Regions from separate parts of the Mus musculus genome. Here region 1 is linked to region 2. A link is a loop called in an ENCODE intact Hi-C map of the cell type or tissue named here. Cell type or tissue: gastrocnemius. All regions are shown on one strand. Each heading gives the region's core, and the rest is flanking DNA. Links, peaks and the distances in the headings are about the cores only. Region 1 overlaps Vrtn (vertebrae development associated). Region 2 overlaps Npc2 (NPC intracellular cholesterol transporter 2).

Evidence for each region. A loop is a pair of places that touch in the nucleus more often than their neighbours do. Peaks named below come from ENCODE experiments on the same cell type or tissue, not always from the same donor. Only the 100,000 strongest peaks of a DNase experiment are listed, where the experiment ranks them.
Region 1: it touches region 2 in a loop (12-fold over the local background); 34 of 42 quality-filtered maps call a loop at or near these places.

The regions. Positions count from the first base shown.
Region 1 is chr12:84,649,137-84,660,720 of GRCm38, reverse strand. It overlaps Vrtn (vertebrae development associated), which reads right to left. Exons shown (of 2, transcript NM_001033776.2): 2 at 9,266-11,584. The coding sequence ends at 10,021. Among named protein-coding and RNA genes, the nearest start is that of Vrtn, 12 kb to the right of the region's middle. In gastrocnemius, for the core only: no CTCF peak of the experiment used is centred there; DNase peaks (open chromatin) are centred at 3,237, 6,613, 9,433 and 10,258.
Region 2 is chr12:84,750,097-84,761,680 of GRCm38, reverse strand. It overlaps Npc2 (NPC intracellular cholesterol transporter 2), which reads left to right. Exons shown (of 4, transcript NM_023409.4): 3 at 789-961; 4 at 4,469-7,122. The coding sequence ends at 4,555. Among named protein-coding and RNA genes, the nearest start is that of Npc2, 17 kb to the left of the region's middle. In gastrocnemius, for the core only: CTCF peaks have their summits at 2,463 (motif pointing left) and 6,174 (motif pointing right); DNase peaks (open chromatin) are centred at 6,181 and 9,193.

The sequences.
Region 1 (11,584 bases), core at 2,336-10,335, 100 kb after region 2:
AGGGCTAGAAGGATAGATAGTTCAGTGGTTAAGAGCACCCGCTACTCTGCCAAAGGACCTGGCCTTTAATACCAGCTCCGTGAGTTCAAGGCCAGCCCAGTCTACATAGCAAGTTCCAAGACAGCCATAGCTACATAATAGATCCTGTCTCAAACAAACCAAGAGGATCCAGGTTGGACTCTCAGCACTCATATGGTGCTGACAGCCGCCCCCCCCTGTAAATCCAGTTCCAGGGGATCTCACGCTGCCTTCTTCTTCCAGCCTTCCATGAACATGGTGCACATTCCCTCATGTGAAACCATCACGCACATAAACACACCAACGGCCCACATGGATACGCTCTGAAGACTGACAGTTTGAATGGTTTAGAGCCTCTAAGTCCTGCAGCTAAATGGCTCTATGACGATCTCACCCTCGCAGGGTTTCCCACCAGCTCCTGTATTATCAGTTCCTTCCTTCCTCAGTTTCCTCACACAGCACTGTTTGTGGGTTTTGGGGTTTTTTTGTTTTTGTTTTTGTTTTTGTTTTTAAAGATTTATTTATTTATTATATGTAAGTACACTGTAGCTGTCTTCAGACACACCAGAAGAGGGCGTCAGTTCTTGTTACGGATGGTTGTGAGCCACCATGTGGTTGCTGGGACTTGAACTCCGGACCTTTGGAAGAGCAGTCGGGTACTCTTACCCACTGAGCCATCTCACCAGCCTGTGGGTTTTGTTTTTAATGCTGGGTAAGCACTCTACCACTGAGGTGCAGCCCAGCCCTTGCAGGTTGCTTTTCAGTTTTTATTTTATGATTACAGATGTTTTGTCTTCATGTATGTCTGTGCATTGCTTGCATGCTGGCAGGGGCCATAAGAGGATGTCGGAGCCTCTGGAACCGGAGTTACAGATGGTGGTGAGCTGCTTTGTGGATGCTGAGAATCAAACCCAGGTCCTCTGGAAGAGCAGCCAGTGCTCTTAATCCCATAGCCATCTCTCCAGCCTCCCTTCCCCAGCCCTTACTAAGCCTTTGGAAACCTATCCCAGTCCACAGCAGAGGGAGGCTTATTTTTATATACCTGCCGTGAGTCCTGGCACCACTCATGGAAGATGGTCTTTCATCTTTGTGCAGTTAGCTCCTGTCAAAACTTCAAGTCAGTTTCTCCTTTATATTTTTATTTCTGGGACTTATCATTAAATATTTTTTAAAAATTATTTATTTTTATTTTAAATGCATTGATGTTTTGCCTGCACATGAGTCTGTGTGACGGTGTCAGACCTGGAGTTACAGACAGTTGTGAGCTGCCATGTGGGTGCTAGGAATTGAACCTTGGTCCTCTGAAAAAAGCAATCGGTGCTTTTAACCACTGAGCCACCTCTCTCAAAACCACATCTTTTGTGTATTAATAGGGGGCACAAATGCAGTGGTCCGAGAATAACTTGGCAGAGTCCATTCTCTCTCTCCAGCTTTTGATGGGTTCTGGGGAATGAAACCTAGGTGGGTAGGTTTGTAGGGCAAGTGCCTTTACTTCCTCACTGAGCCATTTCAGTTATGAGTAGCTGTGATGGCTCGGGCCTTTAATCTCAGCATTTGGCAGAAAGAAGCAGGTGAATCTCTGTGAGGATGGGGCCAGCCTGGTCTACATAGCAAGTTCCAGGACAGCCTGGTCTACATAGCAAGTTCCAGGACAGCCAAGTCTAACATAGAAAGACCCTATATGGGGAAAAAAAAAACAAAAAACAAAAAACAAAAAACCACCAAGCCATTTCATTGGGCCTGTTTTTGAGACAGGGCCTCATCGATTGGAGGTTGGCCTCATATTTGCAGTATAGCTGAAGATGACCTTGAACTCCTAACCCTCCTGCCTCTACTACCTGAGTCCTGGAGCTGTAGTAGGACACCACCACATCCAGCTTATTCAGAAAAGGAGATCAAACCCAGAGCCTCGTGAATGCTAAGCTAGCACCCCACCGGTGAACTGAGCTACCTGCCTGGTGCCCTAACACTATCAGGAGGCGTGGCCTTGTTAGAAGAAATGCCTAATGGGGTGGGCTTTGAAGTCTCAGAGCCTCAAGCCAGGCTACTTACTGCCTCACTGTCTCTTCCTGCTCCTTTATGGATCTAGGTGTAGAGCTCTCAGCTGCCTCTCCAGCACCATGTCTGCTTGCATACCGCCATGCTTCCCACCATGATGACAAGGGACTATACGCCAGCCCCAGTCAAATGTTTTCCTTTATAATCATTGCTGTGGTCACGGTGTCTCTTCCCAGCAATACAACCCTAGCTAAGACGGTGACCCTAGCTGTAATGAACGAAATGGTTAATAACCCACAAATAGCAGCCTCCTTCCTGTCCTCAGGGAGCTGAGCTCTGCAGATCAGTGCAAACCCACTGCACTTGCCATGCCCCCAATTCTGACTTCTGCCCAAATCAGGAAACCTAGACATTACCAACATTCGCAAGCCACAGAAGATGGGGGCCCAACTCCCAGCCAGGTTGGCTCTGGGGCTTGGAGACCATTGCTTTCTTTCCAGGGTCTCGCTCATGACCCCCACAGTTTGACTTTTCTTCCTCCCAGCCCCCGCCCCAATACCAAGGACCAATGTCTGGAATTGCAGTTGAGGCACTGTGGAAGACCTCGGTGTGTGGCCTTGCCACCCTCTGCGACTCCAGTGGGCACCCCTAGACAGAAAGCGATGATTTTCTGAGTCAGCATCTCCTGCTGGGTTTCCTAGCTGCCTTCTGAGCCCCCAGCACTCTCTGCTCAGCACAGAGGCACTGGCGAGTTAAGCGGATTTCATGCTATTTTCAAAGTCATCTTCCGTGGAAAAATTTTTTACACCATTAAACCTACTTTCTGCTGCTCTTCATTTCCCTAAAAGCCCCACTCTTCTTCCATGAGGTAAATAGCAATTGGAACACTTAGGAACCTGCTAGAAACATCCTGTAGGTAACCCTGATGTGGGTAGCTGGGGAGAAGGTTCCAGTGAGAAGTAGGGCAGACAGCCCACGACTGTAGCAGGCTCTCTGCATGCGCTAAGCCTTGCTTCTTGGCTTCCTGATCCCTCCTAAAGACTTCTATGCCAGAGCTGTCCCTCAGATTAGCAGCCTGCTAAGGACTCAGCAAACTGAAGTCAATCTTTTGAGGAGTCTGAGCTTAGTCCTCTACCACTGAACAACACACTCCAGTGCCCCCCTCCCCCACTGCCTCCTAAGCAATTTCAGATTGGATGGTCAGGATGAGCCCAGATGCCATGCAAAGCCAGCATGAGCTTCCTGGTGCACCCCACTCTGTGTGGACCGCCAACCACAGCAGCCTCGCTGCCAACAGAAGCCTTGGAGAAGTCGAAGCCCAGTGACTCTCCTTAGCATCTGGCTATCAGACTTCCCCGGGCGAGAATGTAGATTTCCCAGCTCCTTCCGAAGTGAGACTGGCCTGCACCTCAGTCACAGATGATAGAACCTGGCAGGATGGCCGGGGGCCACAGGCGTGACCTGGTACGAGGGCTTTGCTCAGTGGAGAGGGCAGGGATGGACTAAGGGAAGGATTCTCTGTGACAGACCAGCAGCCTGCAGTCTTGCAAAGCCCGAGATGTTCCCACAGATCTGATGTCGTGGAGAAGTGGAATATGCTGGGTTAACTGCGCCAGCTTACAGCTGGATGCTATAGAAAGCAGGTTACCCAGAGAAGAGTTAGTGGGGCCTGGGAGAGTGAACCCTGAGTGGCTGCAGGTGAGGTTAAAACACTACTGAGGGCTATTTGGGAAGTAAGGTGGAGGACGGTGGCTCAGTAAGGGGACTTGCTGTTAGACTGGAGGACCTGAGTCTGACCCCTCACTCACCCGGGAGCCCGAGAACCACCATTAATCCAGGGGCACTTGAGTACTCCATAGAAACGAACTCCCGAGAAAGGCTTTCTTGGTTTTGTTTGTTTGTTGCTTGTTTTTTGAGATGGGGTATCCTCGTCTTTGTAGCCCAGGCTGGCCTCCTCCTCAGCTTCCCATAGACTGAGATTACAGTCACATCCCACCACACCCGGCTCATTCTCAAGGAACATTCAGCATCAAATCAGGTGTCACTATAGCCGAAATGATTTCCATAAAAAAAAAAAGTGAGAGATTCCCTCAGTGGGAACTGCGGAAATAAAAGGGAAAACTAATGTTTCTTTAGCCTGGTTTTTAATTTTTTTAAAGATTACACTTGTCTATCGTTTGTTTACTAGTTAGTGTGTTTGTAGGTGTGTGCCACAGTGTGCATGTAGAGACCAGAAGACAACTTGCAGGAGTCAGTTCTATCCATCTGCTGGGTCTCAGGGATCAGACTCAGGCCCTCCAGTTTAACAGCAAGTCCCCTTACTGAGCCATTTCATATGACCGAGGGTGAGAGTTAATTCAGACAGGGCCTCAGTACATAGCTCTGACTGGCCTACAACTTGAAGGTTGGCCTCAAACCCAGATCCCCCTGCCGCTGCCTCCGGAGTGCTGGGGTTCATGATGTACATCACTACCACATCCAGCCTCCTAGAGTAAAACTTTTATATTTAAAATAGTCCTGCCGGGCAGGGGTGGTGCACGCCTTTAATCCCAGCACTTGGGAGGCAGAGGCAGGCAGATTTCTGAGTTCGAGGCCAGCCTGGTCTACAGAGTGAGTTCCAGGACAGCCAGGGCTATACAGAGAAACCCTGTCTCGAAAAACCAAAAAATTAAAATAAAATAAAATAAAATATTCTCTCTGGGTGACTGGAGAAGTGGCTCAACAGTTAAAAGCACTGCTAAGCCAGGCAATGGTGGTGCGCACATTTAATCCCAGCTCTTGGGAATCAGAGGCAGGCAGATCTCTGAGCTCAAGGTCAGGTGGTGTAAAGAGCAAGTTCCAGGAGAGCAAGGACTACACAGAGAAACCCTGTCTTGAAACAAAGAAAAAGAGCACGGGCTACTTTGCCAAAGGATGAGGCTTCATTTCTCAACATTTCATGACGGTTCACAACTGTCTAGAACTCTAGCCTAAGAGGATACACACCCTCTTCTGGCCTCTGCAGGGACCAGGCACACATGTGGTACACAAACACGCATGCAGACAAAAATGCCCAAACACATAAAATAATAAATTTAAATAAAATAAAACCTTCCCTTAGAGCCACACAGAATGTCACCAAGGGGATAAAACTAAATTCCCACATTGTTTTCCTCTTGGTACACCTTGCTGCGCTGGACTTTCTTCCCAGAGGTATCCACGGTAGAAAGTGGCATCAAAAGAACACAAATAGGGCTGGAGAGATGGCTCAGTGGTTAAGAGCACTGGCCACTCTTCCAGAGGTCCTGAGTTCAATTCCCAGCAACCACATGGGGGCTCACAACCACCTGTAATGAGATCCATATGCCCTCTTCTGGTGTGTCTGAAGACAGCGCTAGTGTACTCATAGACATGAAATAAATAATTCTTTAAAACACACACACAAGCCGGGTGGTGATGGTGCACACCTTTAATCCCAGCACTCGGGAGGCAGAGGCAGGTGGATTTCTGAGTTTGAGGCCAGCCTGGTCTACAGAGTGAGTTCCAGGAAAGCCAGGGCTATACAGAGAAACCCTGTCTTGGGAAAACAAACAAACAAACAAAAAAACACACACACACAATTTCAACAAGTGTCAACTTCAAAACCAGCATGAAACTGGGCATGGTGGCCCCCACCTTTACACCTTTAACCCCAGCACTCAGGGAGGCAGAGGCAGGCGGATCTCTGTGAGTTCGAGGCCAGCCTGGTATACAGAGCAAGTTCCAGGATAGGCAGAGCTACATAGTGAGACCTCAGCATGAAGCATCATTGACGAGTATGAACACAACTTAGGTTCCTTGGCCTTTGTAGGCAGATTATAAAGGAAACAACTCTTCTAAATAACAACAACACTGGACACCCACACCCACGCACACACATGCACACACACAATCATTTTTCAATGATACGAACACATCTTCCCCAACAGAAGCTAAAATTTCTGCTGCAGGTTTAGGGCTTCATGGTGATCTCGGATGTCATCATCTTCCCAGCTCAGGACCAGAGCATAGAACATGTTTTACTGGAGAGTAACCCTGAACAAGCCTCTCTTTAGGTATTAGCCCACCCTCCATTCAAGCAGAAATCAGACCGAGGGTCCACCATCACACTCACTCGCCTAAGCCTTACTATGGGAAGACGGGTGCCCACCACACCACCATGGGCACAACCGTGATCTTGCCTTCACATGGGAAAAAGGAGGCACACGAATATCTAAGGTGGGAATTGCTATCTGGATGAGACCCTGGAATCCACATTCCTGACACGTCCTCCCCCTAGGCAGTAGTCTGTAGATGTATTTTGTTTTTGCAGTACCAGAAACTGAACCCAGGGCATCACCCATAGTGGGCAAATGTTTATCCATTGAGCTCATCCAAACCCCCAGGATGGTTGCTAGGTCCCACTAAGAGACTCTGCTTCCCAGCCTAGGAAGGCATGTTCTGGTGCTGAGTATAAGGAACTGTACTTTCTGTCAGAGTTCTCAGGAGAGACCCTGGGACTCCCTCATGGCCCAAATGGAAAGGAATCGGAACCTAGCTCCCACCCAATGGTAGTGTCTCTCATTGTACTGGACTGCCACCTGCTGGCCAGAAGTTGCCACTGCAAGTTAGGTTGAAATCCCCTAGTCCGATTCCTTCACCCAAATTCTTACAGGTGCAGCGGAGACCCCAGACCAGAGCATAAGCATGTGAGCCCTATGGAAAGGGAGGGAAGCATACAGGAGAAAGAAAGGTCTGTGTGATGGGTACAACATGAGAATCAGAGAGAAGCTCAGCGGTAGGTAGGAGCTAGACTGGGTGAGCCTCACTACTTTGGAATTTGTGCTGAGGGCAATGGGAAAGCCAGCAGGGAATCCGATTCAGGGAAGAGGACTCAGGACCCTGTCAAGAAGCAGCAATAGATTGAGTAGAGGCAGAGTCGACTTGAATAATTCTTATCGAAGATAAGCTGCTGTTGGCACAGATTACAGGGTAGCTATGAAGACAGAGGGGGATATTGGCCTTTGAGGAATATTTAAGACCACTGTTGATTAGGTTTGCAGAACTGGAGCTCACAGGTTTAACACTAAGACAGAATTAAAGCATCGTCCCATTCTCTTTTCCATATCAGCACCTACTGTGTGCCTAAAATTAATCTATCATCTAAGGGTGCTGTAAGCAAAAGAAAAAAAAGAAAAAAACCCTGTTTTTCAAACAGTCTGCATGCAACCAAACAAGAAAGCAACAAATAGAAACAAGAACCTACTAGAGAATTCAAAAGGGTAACGTAATAGGGACTCAGAGGTCCGATGTTTGCTGCATAGACAACAGGGAAAAGCATTGGAATCGGCTATGGGAATGAACACCTGTTATCCCAGCCCCCAGGAGGCTGAAGCATGACCATCCTATGTTCATGGGCTACACACTAAAACCTGTGTTCAAAAGGAGAGAGAAGCCAGGCAGTGGTGGCGTACACCTTAGATCCCAGCACTCTGGTGGCAGAGACAGTTGGATCTGAGTTTGAGACCAGCCTGGTCTACAGAGCAAGTTCCGGGACTACCAGAGCTACACAGAGAAACCCCATCTCAAAGATGGTTTCTCTGACACAGAGAAAGTCAGGCTTCATGACTTTTGTGTTTTATAAAACCATAAGAAAAGGAGTACATTTGGTGAACGTGCAGTCAGGTGTTGGGGAAGGAGGTGCCTCTGTGGGCCAGTGCTGAGGCAACCTCCCCTCTAAGGGACAAGCCACAAGGTGGGATAGTATAGAGTTTATTCAGGGCATGAGGAGGGGAGTTGAGAGGGTAGTAGAGACAGAGAAAGGCAGAGAGAGAGGAGTAGAGGCTGGCCATGAGCACGTGAATGGGGAGGGGGGAGAGGAACTTAGAGAGCTGGTAAGGGGCTAGAGGACAGAGCAGGAGCAAGAGAGGAGGGGCCAAGCAGCCCCTTTTATAGTGAATCAGGCATGCCTGGCTGTTGCCAGATAACTGCGGGGCGGAGCCCAGACAATGATGCATAACTTTAATCCAGCACCCCCAAGGCAGAAGTAGGCAGATCTATCATCTAAGGGTGCTGTAAGCAAAAGATGTCAACCTGGTCTACACAGTTCCAGGCCAGCCAGAGCTGTGTAGTGAGACCCTGTATAAAATTAATTTTAAAAGGAAAGGGGAAAGATAAGAAAATGAGAGTACTAAACAAAGAGGGAGAAAGAACGGTGTCTTAGACCAAAGTAGCAAGTGTGTGTAATTCCTGAGCAGAAGGGACGTTCAGGGTCGGAGGCAGCCAATGTGGCTGAAGCATGGTGGGCAAGCACAGCAGAGGGAGAGTGAGGTGGGGCCACTTCACAGGGCCCTTTTGCTTTTGTTTCGTTTTGCAAGACAGGGGTTTCTCTGAACAGCCTTGGCTGTCCGGGAACTCTGTAAACCATGCTGATCTTGAACTCAGAGATCCACCTGCCTTTTTCTCCCATGCCCGGCCACACACAGCCCTTAAGAAAGAGACTCTGTGATTAAAAGGCAGCCGCAGACACATTTAAAGCAGGAAAGTGACAGGGTCCAATATCATCTAAATCCAGCTGGAGGCTGAGCCAAATGGAGGAGGCAAGGAGGGAGCTGTGAGGTGGGACAGCAGTCCAAGGTCAACCTAAAGTTAAAGGGGCCTGGGAATGTCACTTAGTGATGGACCATGTGACCAGTATACACAGGACCCTGGATTCCATGCCCCCAGCACCTCCTAGGCAACCAGACTTGGTGATGGAATAGACGTGGGATAAGCAAAAGGCAGAACTCGGGACCATAAAAATGTTGGCTACAGGGCTCAGCGGTTAAAAGCACTGACTGCTCTTCCAGAAGTCCTGAGTTCCAATTCCCAGCAACCACATGGTGGCTCACAACCATCCGATGCCCTCTTCTGGTGTGTCTAAAGACAGCTACAGTGCACTCATATAAATGAAATAAATCTTAAAAAAAAAAAAAAAAAAAAAAAAAAAAAAAGTCGGCTACAGGAAACCAAGACAGGAGACCAGACCTAAGCGCATCTCTCCCCCGTTGATGCTTCATCTCAATAGACAACGGCCGTTATCTGCACCTGGGCCTAGCCAGACCCGTAAGTTCAGAATAGAGTCCCACCAGGTAAACCCTGGTCCCAAGCATGTATTATCAGAAGACAGAAATGTTCTCCCAAGCCCCTTAAACTAAAGGGAGGCCTAGAACACAGTCCTATCTTAGCCAAACAAATCCCGGAGGCCACAGGCTGTGTGAGGACAAAATTTCACTTTATTTTCTTTGGGTTTCCAACTGTGTGGCTAGACAATGAAAAAAAAAAATCAATTCCCCACCAGCCTTGTAACCTTGTAGCTCCTTGCCCAAAATGTGCCTTGGCGTCTGAGGCGGCTCAGCAGGTCCCCAAGAGCAGCCAGGCTGGCAGACGCCTGACCTGAAGAGATCCCCCCCAGCCCCCAGCAGAGGAAGCAGGAAGCTCTCTTTGGGGTCTCCAGTGCCTAGGGGCCTTCCCTGGCTTAGAGATCACTGTCGTGTGTTCTGTGAAGCTCAGTCCTTCTCCACCGAGGGTTTGAGGAAGCAGCCACACAGCTGCCTCAGGCTCAGTCCCCATATTCCTTTGGAAGACATCTTTGAGGGGGGGAAAAAAAAGATACAACCCTTAAAAAGAAAAGGCACATATATTTATTCTGACAGGAAATAATGGTCACGCTGTGATACTTTCCTTGTGGGCCCAGGAAAAGCTGAAAGCAGCCATGTCACAATCATGACAGAGCTTTAACACTGACGAGGGGCGGAGGGGGTCCTGCCAACCCAAATTAATGGAAAAAGCAAAATGAAACACAACAAAAACCTATGACCCAGCCAACAACCAAAGAGACAACTGGCCCTCCTGTAGCTTTTGTCAGAGCGAGCGGCTGATTCCCACCCCTCCATCAAGACGTTACAAAAGGCAGAGCAAAGGACATCCTAGTCAGGAGGCAGCTCGGCTCCCCTTCTTCCCCTCCCATCAGCCATCAATCAGTGTGAGACCTTCATAGAGCGCCCGCTTCCACATGTAGTAGGTGGAGCGGGCAGTGAGGGGGAAGAGCGCCTGGAACTCCTTGTAGGAGGGGAAAGTCTTAGACTGGAACCGCTTCTGCAGGAACAGCTTGGCCTGGGCCTTGAACCTCGTGGTGGTAAGCATGTCCATCACCAGCACCTGCCCATCACTGCCCCCGGGTGCCTCCGCCAGAGTCTGGCTTGGCAACGATCCACTATGGGGTTGGCTCTGGGTCATAGCTGCCTCTTGAATGATGTTTCCCTCTCTGGAAGGCCCTCCTGGGACATCTTCTGGAGAAGTAGCCACTGGCAGTGTCTCCGCTGGAGGAACCACCATAGCCGGTACATTCTGATCAGCTTCCATAGCCTGTGGTTCAACTGGCTTCTGCCGTCCCTCGGGCTTCTGCCGTCCCTCGGGCTTCTGCTGTTCCTCGGGCTTCTGCCGTCCCTCGGGCTTCTGCCGTCCCTGAGGCTTCTGCCTCCTCTGGCTCAAAGAGGGAATCTGCATCCCGGGCGATCTCCGGGAAAGACTTTTCCATACCCAAAAAGTGGAAGGTAACAGACTAGGATAGCGGAGGCGGAAGCGACAGAAGGGTAGGTGCCCATTTAGCACCTGCTTGCGGGCAGCCCTGCGTAGTCGTCTCTGCCAACGAGATAAGGGCATCTTTGGGGATATGAGCCCCCGGGAAGTCAGAGGAGCCCCACTTCCTGCTTTTCCTGTCTCCTCCTCTCCCGCTTCTCTCTTCAAAGAGAAGGGGGTCTCTTTCCCAACATCTGTTGGCTGGAGAGACTCAGCAGTTTCAAAAGCTGCTTGGGACAACTTGAAACTGGGGGTCCTTCTGAGGGCTTTCCGCCTCCAGTTGTAGTAGGTAGACCTCGAGATGCCAGGGAACCTGCATTTGAAGCAGCGATATGGTACCAGTTTGTTCAGAGAGATGCAATACTCCAAGAAAGACTTGGCACGCTGCATTAAGATCATACTAGGAGGGCTCAACATCGCTGCTGCCAGTGAGGAGCACCCCACCTCCTCAGCAGCCTTTTTCCCCGGTGGCCTCTCCACCTCCGGCACAGCCAGTGCCTCCCTGGATGGAGTGGCCGGGCCCAGGGCCGAGTTGGCACCAGAGCCCAGCAACTCATGCTTCCAAGCATAGTAGGTAGAACGGGAGATCTCAGGGAATCTCTGCAGGAACTGCTGCAATGGCACAAAGCCCCCACGGTGGAAACTGTCCTGCAGGAAGTGCTTGGCAGAGAAGCGGGTGGCTACCTTTTGACGGTGCTCTTGGGTCTGCCGCCGCCAGCGGTAGAAGGTGCTCTTGGTGATGCTGATGCGGTCACAGAGGTGGGAGTAGCTGAGGCCAGGTTCACGGTTGAGCAGCTCCAGGGTTTTAGCGGGTGGTAGCAGAGGACCCAGGTTTGGAGGAACGGGGTTCAGGCTAGCAGTACAGTCAGCCTCCACCTCCTCCAGCCCAACAACAGGGGCAAAATACTGGTGACGGAAGAGGTGGCTAGTGAGGGGCTGACCAGCCCACATG
Region 2 (11,584 bases), core at 1,663-9,662:
CTTACAATGTGTAATGTTACTGGAGGAGACGGGTCTGGGCCCCGGCAGCCTTGTCCTCCGTGTGTCTAAAAAGACAGTGAAAGCTTGAGAGAGGAAACTGAGTGTGGTCACACTGGGAAGAGGAACAAATCCAGAGGCTTAGTGAGCTCTTCCGGGTCACTGACAAGGCTTAGGTCTAAATAGAAGGCAAGAGGTCAAGGTATTAATGTATCCTTAGCTCAGCTCCTGGCCTGTCTCCAAGTTGTCAGAACCCTGTGACCTTCCTACATGGCAAGTTCCTTCTTCTGCTGGTACCAGGGCTCAGCTTTTCCCTTCTTCCAGTGGGGAATTCCAATTTCTTGGGGTACATTGTTTTCATAGCCTGATAGTCAGAGGGAGGCACGCGGTGGTAATAATACTTTCATCCCTTCTGCTTATCTTGCAGTGTAGGGGCTAGAGAAATGAACTTCTTTTTAATCTTCCATGGCATCTGAAGGATTACCTGCCACTGCTGTGCTAGACTGTGGTATTTAAAACTCAATGACAGAAGTCAGTGGTCCTGGGAGAGAGATAAGGTTATCTGTCCCAGTAGCCTGATTCCCTTGATGGAGAGCAAGGAAAGATACCAGCTTCCTTCATCACGTGACAGGGCTAGGTATTGAATGTGACTCATAGGGATGGAGACCCCATAGTTCGGGACCACCTGATCTTCTGGAGTCACCATTCCAGCATTTGATGATGTATTTGACGACTTGACTTAGAATTCACAAACGCATAGCTGCCTTCCACCTGACTCCCTGTCTTCCTAGGCACTCAGTCCCAGAACAGCACGGCCTTGGTCCACGGCATCCTGGAAGGGATCCGGGTCCCCTTCCCTATTCCTGAGCCTGACGGTTGTAAGAGTGGAATCAACTGCCCCATCCAGAAAGACAAGGTCTACAGCTACCTGAATAAGCTTCCGGTGAAGAATGAATACCCCTCTGTAAGTGACACCGTGGCTGAGGGCACCAGGCCCGCCCCGGGGCTGGGAGTGAGATGCAGAGACTGGGGCAAAGAGCTGGTGGTGGAGCTGGGAAGGCCTAAGGGAGAGGAGATGAGTTGAGGGACCCAAGGGTGCCATTTTTATAGCCCTAGCCCTCACCGCCTCCCTGTGTAGTGGCGATATTATTTCTGACTTACAAGCGAAGAATTTTAAGCTTCTGGTATTACATAATACAGAGTCCAAGTCCACTCTACCAAGAAGTCTTAGCACCTAGATTTAGAGGTAAGACTCCTAAGTCCAAAGCCTGTGCAGCGATTTTAGCCAGGTAACAAATAGTTAAAGGTAGAAACTGCCTTGGCAGCATCTTCAGGATCCTGGTTTCTCCTCCATATTCTTAAGGAGAGAGCAGGACCACTTAGCAGCAGCACTTGGGTGTCTCAGTGGAGCTGGGCGCCCCTCCAAGCCGACTTTACATACTCGCTAGCCACAGGTGCTGGAGTGGTGTCCCCTAGGTAGGGATTGTGATAAAAATAAAGGACATAAAGCAAGTGCTCCCCCCCCCCATTAAAAAAGGGGGTTACTTCATTGTTTTGTTCTAGAATTGTTTGTGTTCAGAAAAAAATCTCACTTGGTAGCCCAGGTTGGCTGGCTTTGAACTCCAGGCAGTCCTCCTGCCTCAACCTCGAAAATTCTGGAATTACAGACATATGTCATTAATCTTCACAGGTGTTACTTTTTTTTTTTTTTTTAAGGAAGCCAAGTAGAACCCAGATGTAATTTGTTTCTAGAAAGAGAAGTAGAAGACTAAAATATCAGTAGTCTTTAAGACAGTGGTTCTCAACCCCTTTGGGGCCTAAACGACCCTTTAACGAGGGTCACCTAAGAAACACAGATATTAACATTATGATTCTTGACAGCAGCAAAATTACAGTTATGAAGTAGCAACGAAAATAAATTTTTGGTTGGGGTCACCACAACATGAGGAACTGTGTTAAAGGGTCACAGCATCAGGAAGGTTGGGAACCTCTAGTTTAAGGGTTGTTGGAGACCCTAAAGATTTATAGGTGGCAGCGTCAGTATGCAGAGATCTGTCAGAGCCTGATTCACGGTAGGTACTTTGTATTTAGTTTGAAAAGTTTAAACTGTTAGTTTAAAAAAACAGTAACGCCGGGTGTGGTGGCACACAAGTCTTGCAATCAAAGCCAGGTTTTCAAGAATGTAGATGTTATTGTCCCTCAAGTGTTACATTGTGAAGACAGTTTGAGGGACAAAGGTGTCTGTAACTAATGATGGGCAGCCCCTTCCCTGAGTGCTCAGGTTAGAGAGGAACCATGAATAAAGAGCTACTTGATTAGAATTAGAAGTGGGGGCTGGAGAGATGGTTCAGTGGTTAGGAGCACTTGATGCTCTTCTAGGGGACCAGTTAGTTCCCAGATGCCTATGGCCCCTCACAGCTCTCTATAACTCCAGTTCTAGGGGCTTCAATGCCCTCTACTGGTCTACTAGGACACTGCGTGCACATGGTGCTCTTATATACTTTCTGACAAAACACTCATACTCACAACTGGTCCTAGTGGCTCATTACATCTTTAAAACAACAAACAAACAAACAACCCTGTTGATGAACACCTTTAATCCCAGCTCTCAGCAGGCGGATCTCTGAGTTCAGTGCTAGCCAGCAATACATAGTGAGATTGTCTAAAAAAAAAACAAAAAAACCCTACAAAATTAGAAGGGACAATGGCTCACACTTCCAACACATAGAAAGCTCAGGCAGGAGGATCACTATGGGTTGAAGGCCAGCCTCAGCTATCTAGTGTATTCTGGAGGTCCAGGCTAGCCTGGGATGAAGAAGTGAGACTATGTCTTAAGAAACAAAGTACAAACAACAACACAGCTCATAGCTTCAACATGAAGAGTCAAGGTGGCGATCTCAAATGAGAGATGAGCAGAAATCATCTTAAGACCTGTGCACGGTGGTGCTGTAATCCTGGCGCTCAAAAAGGCGGGGCAGGAACATCACTGTGCGTTCCAAACAGCCTGGGTTGTGTGATAAGTTCCAAGCCAGTCTAGGCTTTGATGTGAGAACCTGCGTTAGAAGAAACAAAGCAAGATGGGGAGAGGAGGGAGGAGTGGGGGCTGGGGAGGGGGACGACACAGTTTAAGGAGGTGAAGTGAAGTTCTTTTGCTTCACAGGGTGGTGACCCTTGACATTATTCAGTTAAACATGTCTTTGGACCACGGGTTCTCAACCCTTCCAATGGTTTGACCCTTTAATACAGTTCCTCATGTTGTGGTGACCCCCAACCAGAAAGTTATTTTTGTTGCTAATTCATAACTGTACTTTTGCTACTGCTATGAATCGTAATGTAAGTGTTTGTGTTTCCCCGTGGTTTTGGGAGACCCCTGTGAAAGGGTCATACAGCTCCCCAAGGGGTCATGACCCACAAGCTGAGGACCAACCTTGTGCTTGGCCATCTCCATTTCTAGCTAACAAGAAAGTTTCCTTACAGCAAGGAATCTTATGAGACTCTGTTTATACGCCTCTGATCTAAGAATGAAACCTGGGAATGTGCACCTATAATCTCGGCACTCAGGAGGCAGAGGCCGGAGGACCAGAAGTTTGGAGCCAGTCTGAGCTACATAGCAAGTTCTAGGTCAGCTAAAGCTGTGTGACAAAAACTCTGTTTCAACAAAGGGAGGGAGGGAAGAAAAATAGGAAAGAAAAGAGAAGGATTTTAGAATTACGTTTGATAATCAGGTATGGTGATCCACCTATAATCCCAGTAGTCAAGGGACTGAAGTAAGGGGGTTACCACAAATTTAAGGCCATACTACATAGTAAATTCAAAGCTAATCTAGCTAGCTAACAAGACTGTATCTTCTAAAAAGAAAACAGAGCCGGGCGATGGTGGCGCAGGCCTTTAATCCGAGCACTCGGGAGGCAGAGGCAGGCGGATTTCTGAGTTTGAGGCCAGCCTGGTCTACAAAGTGAGTTCCAGGACAGCCAGGGCTATACAGAGAAACCCTGTCTCGGGAAAAAAAAAAAAAAGCACTAGCTGTTCTTACAGAAGACCCAGGGTTCAATTCCCAGCCCCAAGAGGCAGCTCACAACCATCTCCAGTGCCAGGGAGCTTGGTTCCCTTCTCTGCCCTCTGTGGGTATCAGGGACACAAGTGGGGCACATACACACACATTCAGACAAATGTTCATACACATAAAAAATGTTTTTGTTTTTTTTTTTAATGTAAGCAGGAAAGAAGGGGGAAAGAAATAGCACACTTAGAAGACTACGTTCATAAACTGGACTAGGTTGGAGGATACCGTTGACTAACAGGGCTCACTCTTCTGAGCTTAAGATCACAGGTAGTGGGCTACCCTAATCTGGCTTCAAGGTGATAGATAGGACTTAAAAAGAACCGGAATTGAAAGTGCACGCTTAAGCCAATTATGGATAAAAATCAAGGTTCCAGTTTCATTTTTTCCAATTCTTTTTCTCTTTTCCAGATAAAACTGGTGGTGGAATGGAAACTTGAAGATGACAAAAAGAATAATCTCTTCTGCTGGGAGATCCCAGTTCAGATCACAAGCTAGGCTCCTTGGCGCCTGTGTCTGTGTGGGCTGAGAGGCCATGGACGGAGTGGGGGGGAAGAAACAGAAATCAGACCCGAAATGGAATCAGTGCCATATGATGAACAGAATTTCAAGAATGCTGTTTTATGCCTTTTAACCTCCAAAGCAGTAACTGCAAGCCTACTACTCTTGAGAGCGCGCTCAGAGCCATTGTCCCCCGAGATAGCCTCTGGGGAGGCTTCGGGAGGGAAAGGGGAAACTGGAAAGATTAGATTGGTGTCCATGGCTGTTTGCTGTTGGATTACAGGCAGGTTCCACCAGACAGGATGGGACGGGGTTGCTTAGGGATGTCAGATAACTTGACCCAGGGCTATGGATCCACTGTGAAGGATGGCTTCCCAGAGTCTTCTGGCTGCCTGGGGGTGTTACCTCCCCTGTTTCTAAGTGCCTCCTGAGTCCCCAGCCCCTGGCTTATCAGTCAGATGAGTCTCCTTGGTAGCCTCTGCCCCATCGCTTCAGCAGTAGCGACTAGCTCTCCTCGGTATCCAGACTGGCTGAGGGGCAGTCTGCCGCAGAAATTTGTCTCTGAGTGGCTGTGTCTTTGTGGTTAGCTCTCGTTCTTTGGTAGTTTTCATTAAAGCCAATACTTGGTTGCAGGTGCTTGGTTTTGTTTTTTAACGGTATTTGTCTGTATCCTCTCTCTGCATGTAAGATTGAGCCTCCCCATAAATTCTAACTTGCCACTCCTGCGTGTGTGTTCAGTCTGTGGTTGCCTACTTCTTCCAGATGGCAGCCTCCTAGGTCCATAGCAGGCAGCCACCCAGTTCCGAAGCTCTAGAGAAGATGTGACTCACAGGACTCACGGGCACCGCCTCTTTCCTCGTTTTTATTTATACCAGCTAGACTTTATCCATAGAAAGTGGCCTTGTTCTGCATTGCTGTCAGTGTGCCTGAAGCAGCAACCACCACCTAGCACCACTTGAGGAGGCGTGGTGACGGGGACACTACGCGCCCTCATGGGGAAGCCTAGAAAGGAGAGGGAGGAAGAGGCTGTGGCTCTATGGAGGCAGGAGGGATGTGAGTTCCAGGCCAGTCCGAGTGGCAGCATAGTGAGATCCATTTAAATAAAGAAGTAGGCCCAAGCCGACAAGGGGCAGAAGGGTCGTGAGTTCCACACCAGCCTGGACTTAACCACTCTGCCGTCCCACCCTTCCCTGACTCAATTTCAGTTCTAGAAGGCAACAGAGGCATGAAGACTGCTGCAAGTTGGAGACCAACCCCGTCTACAAAATGAGCTCAAGGCCAGCCTGAGCTAAAGGAGACCTAGTCTCAGATGGGGAGAGAGAACATCATAGCAGATAACAGTTCCCTTTACTATATCTCAAGATGACTGACAGGTATGGTCATGGATCATAGTTTTTGGTAGGGAATGCACACGCTGTTTTTGAGATGAGGTCTGACGTATCTCAGGCTGGCTTTGAACTAGCCATGTATCGGAGAACCTTGACTTTCTGAGCCTCCTGCTTCTACCTCAAGTGCTGAGATTGCCAGTGTAGGCCCCCATTCATAAAATCCGAATAGCATAGGACTGGAGGCTTGCGGGTTTTTTTTTACCTGTGAGTTTCCCAGGCAAACCACCAGGGGGCAGCAATGGGTCAATAATGAAGTTCTTACCGGTGACCTGTTCACCCACTGTACAGAGGTCTTTTGTGTATCCTTTCACCCTGAGCCCACCCTATCTTCCCATATGAGTCAGAATCATGTGAACTCCAAAAGTAGTTACCTGCTGAGGTCGTTGCTTCCAGCTGCCCGTGGTTAAATTTTGGCTCCTCCAGTTATTCAGCTGTGAATGTGAGCTGTAAGTGATTCCATCTCTCCGTGCTTCAATTTGGATTTTCCTAATCCATTGACCAGGGACAATGGTAGCGCCATGTGAAGTGAAATGAGGCATGTAAAACACGAGTCAGGGCGTGCGGTATACACGCTGTCGGTGTGAGCCATTGTGCTAGGCTGCTCTTTTTGTCTAGAAATAGGAAAATCCGGAGGCTCAATCTCATGTGTAATGTGTCTCAGAAAAACATAGCTATCGTCTGTGTGGGAGCTTGCTGAGGGGCCAGGAGAAACTCACTTCTGTGTTTGCTGACTCCCTTTTCCCAACAGATTCTTCTTGCCTTTTTAGCTCTGCAACTAACAGCTCTCAAACCCGAAAAAATGGGGGGTGGGAGGAGGAAGCTCTGTTAGTGCCCTTGTGTCCTCATCAGAACAGGAGGTGACCCAACAGCTTAGGACTGTTTGCTTACGGGCCACTGGGAGGCTCAGTGGAGCCTGCAGTTGTGAGATAGGTAGTCTCCCATGGGAGGATTAGTTTGAAAGGTCATCCCTACAAGAAAGTTCACAGTCATTAACACAGAAGCCTTGAATCCTAAGCATACAAAGGGCCCCGTGTTTTCTACTGCCTGTCTCTGTGCAAACCTTGAGTCTTAGACCCACTCTTCCCTTACAGGAATCTGAGGCAGGTAAATCTCAAGATCCCCAATGCTATGGTCTGATCTTCATACTAATAAAAATCAAGGGGTGGAATCATTTCAGATCCTGGATGCCTGATTTTGAAGGAAGTTGTGTGTGTGTGTGTGTGTGTGTGTGTGTGTGTATGTGTGTGTGTGTGTTAAAAAACAGGGCTGGAGATGAGGCTTAAAGGATAAAAGGTCTCCCCAGAACCCACTAACAAAGCGAGATGTGGGGCTGAAGAGATGGCTCAGTGGTTAAGTACATTGGCTGCTCTTCCAGAGGACTGGGGTTCAGTTTTCAGCACCCACATGGTGGCTCATAGCTCCCTGTAACTGCACTTCCAGGGGGTCAGACACCCTCTTCGGGCATGGCATACACATGATACACGGACTTATTTGGGACTGGGGAGCCATGAATCGAGGGTAGGAACTGTGGCAAAGCAAAAGTGGGGTAAAGGTGTGTCCAAACCCCAGAAATCTGATCCTGAGATTGGCAGGAGTAAGGTCTCTGCACCCCCACGTCCCCCCACCCTCACCCCTGCTCTGAGCCTTCCTGTCCTGGAGCATGAAGCTTGGGACACACACACACACACACACACACACACACACACACCGCCTTTGCCCCCTGGAGGAGGCTACACAGCCAAGTAGCCAGGTCAAGCTTCCTCTCCCTTATAAGGTCATGTCCATCGGTACCTGGAATTCCTCCTTATGCAAATGAGACCCCAGCACCCTGCCCCAGGCCAATGATGTACATTCACTCCAAAAGCCCCTACCCACGCCCCAAAGGTTGCGTAGCAGCCTTTGTTCCCCCATTGGAGCTGTCTCCCAAGAGTCTGTTCTTGCTGCACTCATAACTGCCTGATCTGAAGCCACTCTGGTCACCCAAGGTGGACAGAGACGCGGAGCCTGAACAGCAGCAGACTTACATGCAGGCGAAACACCCATAGGCCTAAAAGAAATAAAATTGGGGGGGGGGGTGAAATCTGGATGCATCAGCTTGCCTGCTGTATGGGGTGGCAAACAAATTCCTGTCTTAAACTTGGACTGACATCCAAGGTTGTCACTGCCATACAAGGAAAATGACAAACTGATATCCTCATCAAATGCACACTAATAAGTAATTATCTGAGCCTGGCAGCAAATGCCCATGGTCCCAGCACTAGGCCGTAAAGGCTGGAGGATAAATTTAAGGTCATCCTTGGCTACAGCAAGTTCAAGGCCAGACTAGGCTACCTGAGATCTTGTCTAAGGAGGGAAGGTGGGAAGGAAAGAAGAAAGAAATATGACACGATTCACAGATAAAGCAGAGTTATTCCTGAGAATGCCCCAGGCATAGGAAAGGACTAAGTGGGTAAGGTCAATTAAAGAAATACAGTCGTGGATAACCATTTTCTTTAGAGAATCCAAGAACAGTGCCCCCACAGTGGGTTGGTTTAGGGACAAAGTTGTGGTACCTAGGAGCAACACTGCCACAGAGTCAGTAGGGTGTTATTCAGAATAAGCGCTTCCTCCAGAGAAGCCCTGAGGGCTTGCTGAAAGGCCAGGATGATCAGTGGTGTGTGTTGGGAATGTGGATGGATATTGCGGTGTGATTCAAGGTAGAAAGTGGCTGTGGGTCCCCCAAATATCGACTGGAAGCTTTGAGAGGAGTCCTCTCCAGAGGAGCCCCGGGCCTAACCTTCAGCTTATAAACTGAATCCGATTCACTTACAGCTGTCAGTTGACTAGCAACTAGATGGTCTGAGTGTTCGTTGCTATGGAAACAGCTAAAAGGCCCATTGCCATAGGAACCTACCATGTTCTCCAGACCAGGGATTTGGTTGCTGAAAAGACCCGGAGGAACCAAGGAGCTTGCATAAGTGAGGGTCCCACCAGAGAATGAATGACACATGTGAGAGGCCAGAGCTTCCGCTGTCCCTGATCTGTCTGCTCGTTGCCCTCAGTGGTCACAGAGCACACACAAGTACTTGTCCCCATGGACAGTGAAGGCATAGATTCTGGAGCAGGCTTGGCATGCCAGCATTACCATCCTCCTCTCCAGGGTCTCTGAGAGGAAAAATATCGTGCTCTCTCTGGCAGGCCCCTCTCCACAAACCATATGCCCCAGCAAAGCAGCCAGCAGGTGAAGGGATTAGCTTAACTCTGACTGCCAGAGGGTCAGGCCACTAAGGAAGTTGGCAGGCAAAACAGATGGCTGCTGGTCTTGAATGCGGCAGAGAAACTGGGTGTACCAGATCAGAAAGCGGGAGGGCAGGCCAGCTGCGGCAGTCTGTTCTCAGTGTGAGAGAAACACACCACGCTGCTTCCTGCACCCCATGCATCCCCGTTCCTCTGCCAGGCAGATCAAAGTATAAAAGTCATGATTTGATGAGGGATCCTCAGCGTATCTGAGCAATGAATGGTCACGAGATTCTTGTGTTTCCCAACCAAGGGAAGTGACTCTCAAGTCACTGGTTAGTGGCAAAGGGAGAACAAAGAGAAAGTTCCTTAGTGGCTGTGTCATTAACCACTGTAAATTGTCAGTGTCATTAACTCTGCTGTAAATGTAGAGACTGAACGGATCCAACTAGGTCCCTCCAGGTCTCTGTGAGCATGAACCACTGGGATTCTAAGGGGATGTTTGGGCATAATGGACAGACAGAGATCATGGACTTGTAAGGACAACATAAACTTTAGGAATCCAGAGAGGGTTTGGGACGGAGGCTGGGGCTAAGCAGACATTTGAGAGCCCACCTCCCGGAGGTTTAGTTCAGAGGACTCATGAGATGTGATGTTGATTCTTTCTCCTATTCTGTCCGTCTGCTGGAGTTTTGTTGGTCTCAATCCCTCCCAGTAGGCTTTACAGCCTGGGAAGCCGAGCACCAGAGAGACAGATGCCCCCAGAACCTCTGGGGGAGGATGTCACTTTGAGAAGTAGTCGTTACTTACAGTTTGACTTTTAGTTGGGTTTGCAGCTCCCTACCTCCTTTGCAGTTCGTTGACTTTGGATCCTTCACAGGGCCTCTGTGTCCTCAGCTGTCACAGAGTGAGAGAATCCTCACAGCCTTTCAAAGGAGTTCTATTGGCATTAGTATCGCTATCCTTGGTGAGGAAGGAAGGTTGCAGCCATGGGAGCTGACAGGGGCCTGGAGTCACAGATAGGGGATTTGAGTAAATGCCTAGAACTCAGTGATCAGCAGTTTTTCTTCCCTCTTTATTTTTTGAGACCGTGTCTCATATAGTCCCGGCAGTGCTTGTACTCTGTGTAGTTGAGGGTGACCCGGAACTTCTGATCCTCCTGTCTCTCCCTCCCAGATTCTGAGATTACAGGTATACACCACCATGCCTAGCACTCAGGGACACTTATTTATATAAGTGTCTTTATGGGGGACGAGTGCCATTTTTTTTTTAATTTGAATAGGACCATTTAACACTCTAGTACCCTGGTCTCCAAAAGTGACAGAAAGAGGAGCAGTAGCTGGCTTGGTTTCGTTTTTTTGTGAAGGACACTGGAGTGCCCTATCCCAGGTAGGCAGTTCCAGAGAAAGGTTGGAGCTCACACCTTCTGGAAGTCAGCTGTCATAAGCCTCTGGGACTGGCTGCTGATGTAGCCTCACGTCCAGCTGACCTATGAAACACTCCCTGGCCATAACCTCCCTCCTCTTCAGGCTGTATCTTTGGCACACAAAGCCTCCGGTCCCTTTGGCTTCTGTCTAGGGTGCGGTGAGGCCTTTGGCTCCATAGCTATAAGTCATGTCATGTCTGTGCGAGGGCGACAGGAAGCACATCTGGCTCGTGCAGCTGTCTCCCTGTGGTGTACTCAGTGTCGGCAGCCTGCGGTGGCCGCCGCAGATTCCCACCAGACTTGCCAAGGTGTGACTCAGTGGGAACAACGCCCAGAGAGCTCTGGAGCATCTCCTAGAACAGTAGTTCTAACCTTCCGAGTGCCGTGACCCTTTAATACAGTTCCTCATGTTGCCGTGACCCCAACCATAAAATTATTTTCATTGTCCCTTCATAACTGTCACTTTGCTCTGCTATGAATTGGTAATTTAAATATCTGATATGCAACCCCTGTGAAAGGATCATTTGGCCCCCAAAGGGGTCATGACCCCACGGGTTGAAATCCACTGTCCTAGACTATGGAAGCCCAGGACTATCTGTCCGCTTTCTAGGTGACTGACACAGAAAGCCTAAGCTTAGGAAATTCACCAGAGGAAGATAAAAGCCTCTGGTCTGGCCCATTGGCTGTGAGGTCTTGTGTCAACCATTTAACCTTTTAGTTAGATGCCTCGCAGAGCTATTGTCCGGACAAAACAAAGGACGCTTGTGCACATGTAGTTTGAAAACCAGAGTGCTGAGAACTCAGTCCCTGGGGCTGTCCTACTTGGGTCCTGTTGGTTAGAGGAGCTAGCTGAGCTCATACACAGAAACCCAAAAGCCGCACAGGAAGAACAATGACCTAGATTCAATCACAAAGAAAGATATTGGAGGGCTGGAGAGGTGACCTGGTCATTAAGAGTTGTGTACTGCTCTTGAAGAGGACTTGGGTACAGCTCAG